2 separate regions of the Mus musculus genome follow, and region 2 is linked to region 1. The links are chromatin loops, found by intact Hi-C in ENCODE. Cell type or tissue: left cerebral cortex. All regions are shown on one strand. Each heading gives the region's core, and the rest is flanking DNA. Links, peaks and the distances in the headings are about the cores only.

Evidence for each region. Peaks named below come from ENCODE experiments on the same cell type or tissue, not always from the same donor. Only the 100,000 strongest peaks of a DNase experiment are listed, where the experiment ranks them.
Region 2: a loop joins it to region 1, with 3 times the contacts of the local background. A loop is called at or near these places in 12 of 42 quality-filtered maps.

The regions. Positions count from the first base shown.
Region 1 is chr2:181,658,510-181,661,319 of GRCm38, forward strand. It overlaps Gm29797 (predicted gene, 29797), which reads left to right. Exons shown (of 4, transcript NM_001377050.1): 2 at 111-386; 3 at 484-636; 4 at 819-1,100. The coding sequence ends at 956. Among named protein-coding and RNA genes, the nearest start is that of Gm25879, 2.4 kb to the right of the region's middle. In left cerebral cortex, for the core only: a CTCF peak has its summit at 1,197 (motif pointing right); DNase peaks (open chromatin) are centred at 903 and 1,224; H3K27ac peaks cover 983 bases.
Region 2 is chr2:181,705,401-181,708,210 of GRCm38, forward strand. No RefSeq gene overlaps it. Among named protein-coding and RNA genes, the nearest start is that of Oprl1, 8.2 kb to the right of the region's middle. In left cerebral cortex, for the core only: a CTCF peak has its summit at 1,481 (motif pointing left); a DNase peak (open chromatin) is centred at 1,473.

The sequences.
Region 1 (2,810 bases), core at 96-2,595:
AGCATCTCAAACTTGAGGGAACACCCTTTGTGGTCACTCCGAGTGCCTATGGGGCCACTTCTTGTGTAGGGAGGCCTATGCTCTCAGCCCTAACCTGGTGTCTTCTCCAGGTGCGCCCAAAGCTTGCTTTTTACATACTACCACTGCTTCTGGCGTTTCTTGGATCTGCCCTGGGCTGGCCTGGGTCCCAGTCTTGCAGTGTCCAGGAGGTACTCCGCCACTACCAAGCCGTCATCTTCCAGGATTTGCAGACTGCAATGCAGTGGGCTGGGCTGGGTGTCCAACACACACAGCCAGGATCCCGACACCACCGCTTCATTCAGAAAAACCTGACTGGAGCTGGTGGAGGTCAGGGACAGCCAGGGACCTCCTGTGATGCCCAAAAGGTATGGGGAAGGTTCCCCCAAACAACTATTTGTTTACTCCTCAGGCCCCACCCCCATGTCCCTCCCCTGCTCTGGCTTTCCTTCCTTTCCAACTTAGGAGAGTAGCATCCTACTGTCTATTGAGTCCTTGGGTCAGACCCTTCTTGGGAGTGTGGCTGGAGTACCCCACAATGCATTAGAGAAAGCGGCATGGACAGTGGCAGTGCGCACCGAGGCAGTGATGCGCAGACACTGCGGAACATCCTACAGGGTATGCGTCCTCAATCTCCCCTCCCCTAAGAGCTATGGTATACCAATTGCCTGAGGCTTTGGACTCAATTAGGGCCAACTGACCTGATGACAGCCCACTTCCCTCGTGGCTAAACATGAGCTGTGAGATGAAGGCAAGGGTGCAGAATATGTATGCACTGACTCACAGCTGGTCTCTACTAGCAGATCCAGCAGCCAAGGAAGCACGCGGTACAGCTGCGCAACAGTCGGAGGCGGCTCCTGCTACGTGCCCTATACGCTGTCGCCACCTGCTGGGAAAAGCTCTTTGCACTAAGTGCCATGGCTACCGGCGAATTCTAGCACTGTCCCTGTTCTCCCACTCATCACAGAAGATTGGAAACAAACTGATTTGATAGCACCCTCTCAGCTCAGATTGCCTGCACTCAAAGGTCCAGAATGTGTATACATCCATTGAGGCCCCAATAAATGGAGCTAATGATGTGATCTGATGCTTCTTGTCTTTGCCTGACTGGTTATGGGCCCTGGTCTATCCAGGGATCTGCACTTCAGTAAGGGTGGGGCTTGTACTTCACAGTGTCAATGGCTGTATCTCCCTCATACAGCAGGGGGCGTGGGTGAGACGTTGGCCCGGTCCTCGAGTAGTGTGGGAGGCAACAAAGCCTCCTGCCCCCACCCGACAACCTGGTTAGGGATTTTAAAACGTCATGCATCCGTCCTGCCCAACTCTGGACCGGAGGAGAGGGTGGAAATGGAGAGGAGGGGAAGGCTGAGCTTGGTGGATTCAGAGCAAAACAACCGGATAAAGGAAACAGGACTTAGAGGAAGCCAGCCTTGCTGCCCTGGCCACAAACTAGACCAAGCCATTTCCTGCTGCCACTGGGGGATGGTCAGGGTGGGATGGGGGTGGGATGACTCCACAGACTGCCCTAGACTTGTCTGTTGAACTAATTGGGCCGACCCCAATACCTACATAAACCTGGGTGTCTGCTCTGCCACAGTTCTATCCCTGAGCAGAAAGAGGCAATGTCCTCACCCCCCCCAACCACCCCTCCCGCCCCAGTCCTTGCCTCATAATAGGATGTGGAGCCCAAAAACTTCAAAGATTATCTTTCTCTGTACCTTTCAGACAGACAGACAAGGGACAAAAAAGGCAGTCCAATCTACAAGAGCAAGAAATAGCACTGAAGTTCTTCATGCCTCCATTCCTAGGTGTAGGTGTGATCTGCCCAATGGGACCTTTTGTTTCTTTTCAGTTGAGAAAGCTGAGAGATGGAGAGATTGTTGTTGATTATACAACAATCATGTGCTGAAAGAGCTGGGGTCAGGTTTAGACCCAGAGTATAGTGTACAGGAGGGAAATGGAGCTTTGTGCACATCAGTATACATTCTATTCTTTGATTCAGATTTCGAATGGTCTTACAAGCCATGATAGAGCACAAATATAGAACATTTTGATTCTTCTTTATGGGGTAGGAGGCAGTGTAGACAAGTACAAGGTGGGGTGTACCAGAGAGGGCCTAAGTACAAAGACCTTCAGGAAAGTCAGATCTAAAATGATTCTCCCCCATGTGTGCATAGTGTGTACATGTATATGTCAGCTGTTTTGAGGGTTTGAGGGAAGCCTGGGCCATTGCAGGGTCCTGGCCCTAGGGCCTGAGTGGTTGGTCATCTTGTGCTGGGAAATACCAGTGGAAGAGAGGTGATGGCTATGGACTTGGACTTATATTGATGAGCTCTATTGGTATGCCAGGGTATAGCCAATGTCCAGTGTAGAGAAAAAGGTCTGATTTTGTTGAAATATAAGCCATAGGGCAGCGGAACTTTAACTAAAGAGTGGTCAAGTGGGATCTGAAGAAGATTAGTAACAGCCTGGGCACTGAGCCCAGAACAGCAGTATGGACAGCCCTCCATGAAGTTCCCATGGACCCATTTTTCAAGGCAATCTGTACTTATCCTTGCCCTGACTTTAGATCCTATTGGGAAATTACTTCAGTTATAGTAAGTATCCCTCAGCTACTCCCCACCCACAGCTACTCCTCACTCACAACTACTCCCCATCTTGTTGTCCCATCCTACTGTTTAGAGAAATCAGGTATGGGACAGGTGGCAGGCAGGGAGACAACAGGGTGTCCTGATTCCCACCTTCTGTTCCTCAGCTGAGGAAAGATCAAACAAACTACAGCCTCCTGGGAC
Region 2 (2,810 bases), core at 235-2,734, 47 kb after region 1:
TGGCTGAAAGTTGGCCCTCAGCTAAGCTTTTAGACTTTCTTCAGGAAGATATTAACTGTTTCCACTGTTTTTGGAAGCTTGCTCTGGCTTTTGGTTGAAGGTCCATTTATGACTCTACAACACCCAGTCCCCAAGTTTGCCTTCTCAACCCCACAGCTGAGTGGGATGAAGATTCTCTTCCAATTCCCAAACATTTGCATTCCAAAGCACCCCCAAGAAGCCTTTTCTGGTTCCTTCTTCCCTGTGTAGGTCTTTGGGGGTGACAGCTGGACTCGGGCTGTTTAGGAGGAAGGTCCTGGTCTCGGAAAAAACAGAATTGGGGAGGCTCACCAGCAGGCCACCTCCTCAGAGCAGACTTCCTGGATATATAATACTCAATTGGGAATGCCACTGTTCCTATGGCTTCATTGTTTAAGACAGAGTCCTGGACCTTCTCACCCTCCCAGGGCCTATGCTAGGGAGACATGTGTGTGAGGGGTTTTCCAGTTCCCATGGAGGGATGAAATAAGGTCACACAGGGAGCAAGAGAAAATTATGTTTTAGGAAGGGACTATAACTTTTCCTCTGCCTTTGTGGGGTTGGAAAACTGTAAGGCTCTTGAAGCACAGCACCTTCCAGTGATCCTTCTGCTGATTAATTGATGAGAGTGTCAACAACCGAGAGGTTGTGGGTTATAGGTACAGAAGAGCATAAGTTCTCTTGGGCTAACTTGATAGTCATTCCTTGTTACCTCTGTGTCTGACCGAACAGCTTTGTGACTAACAGGTGAAACCGTTTGGAAAATATTAACAGACAACTAACTTCCACCCACCCTAAAGCTAAGACTGCCATTAAGATAGCATCTGAGGTGTTTCCCTGTTTTGCTGTAACTGCCTGTGTGATATTCCTATCATTTGAAAAGTGCCTGATTTATGACTTTTTTTTTTTTTTTTTTTGGTTTTGTTACTATAGAAATTTCACGAAACTGTTATTGGTTGGGACATGGAATTTTGGGCAACATAAATCTGTACTCCTGAGTCCTAGTCGCTCATACAGTGTAAACTACATCCCATTCCGTTTGAGGTTAGAGCTGAGCTTTTGCATGGGCGGTTACAGTACCACATGTGGGACCCCAAGATGGGAAGAGTCACCTGCCTTAGAACTAGGTACCAATGTGGAAACCTTTGTGTGTCCAAACCATTGACATTATTTCTTCAGGTAGATTTTGGTGAGTTCTTTCTGAGGCTCAGAGCTTCTTTGGTTTGGCCAATAATTCATTTATTATTTATTCTGAATTGGTTGTTTAGGATCTTACTTGTTCGATTTTTTCAAAGCATTTGGTTTAAGATTTCCATATTTTTATTTTTCGAGAATTTAATACACATATAATGAATTTTTATAAGTCTACCTCCTATTTCCTCTAACTCCTCACTCTCCTTTTAAAACTCACCAAGTCCACTCAGTGTTGCCAGTATGTTCATGTGGGTGTACTGCCATCTACTGGCTACCATTTAGGGGTGGCAACCCCAAAGAAAACAACTTTTTTGGGGGGGTTTGTTTTGTTTTGTTTTTTTTTTTTTGTTTTGTTTTTTGTTTTTTCGAGACAGGGTTTCTCTGTGTAGCCCTGGCTGTCCTGGAACTCACTTTGTAGACCAGACTGGCCTCGAACTCAGAAATCTGCCTGCCTCTGCCTCCCAAGTGCTGGGATTAAAGGCATGTGCCACCACTGCCCGGCCCAAAAACAACTCTTTTCCTTAGTGACAGCTAGTTAACTCAGAAGTTCTCAACATCCAACGACCCTTATCCACTATATCAGATAGTTATATTACAATTCATAACAGCAGCAAAATGACAGTTATGAAGTAGCAATGACATAATCGTATGGGAGGTGCCTCGGCATCAGGAAGGCAGAGAACTGCTGCTCCAGGCTACCCATTTTGTTTGCTTGCTTTGAAAGCATTTTGGTTTCCAACCACTTTTTTGTTTGTTTTCAGACCTCTGGTAATTTGTTAGCATTCAGTCTGTTTTCCCCTGGGCACTCCTTCCATATCAGTTTAATGAAGGGAGGAAGTGTTGAAGAAAACCAGATTCCAACTGGCTTTATGCTTTGTAAATATATTAATTGAACTTGCAAGTGTTAATAAAAGGGTGTAGGGAAAAAAGCAGGCCAGTGCTGGCACTTTAACCCCAGCACTCAGCAGGCAGAGGCACTCTGATCTCTGTGGGTTTGAAGCCAGCCTGGTTTTTCATAGGAGTTCTAGGCCAGCCAAGGCTATATAGTGAGACTTTGTCACAAACAAACAAACAAACAAACAAATGCATCACCACCACCACCACCACCACCACCACCAGGAAACCCCAAAATAAATAAGTAGAAATTAATTTTAAAATAATTTTGTTGTGTCAAAACTAAAGTTAAATTTCTAGAACAACTCCTTTCTTTTATCTACCTTTCTCTGACCTTTCCTGTTAAGGAAAATATTATTATGGGTAGAGAGAAAAGAGCTCCCATGTTATATTAAAAATTCCCATTTCTGCTAGGTGTGGTGGCAGACACCTTTAACTCCAGTACTTAGGAGGGAGAGGCGGGTGGATCCTGAGTTCCAGGTCAGCCGGGGCTACAAAATAAGACCCTGTCTTAAAAAAATTCCTGGAGACTAGAGAGATGACTGAGAGTTTCAGAACATAAACTTTTCTTTATGTGAGGAACTGAGTTTGGTTCCCATCACCCAGGTTGAATGGTTTACAACTGTCTGTAACTCCAGTTTTAGGTAATCTGAAGCCTCTGACTTTGAGAGCACCTGCACTCATGTATACATACCTATACACAG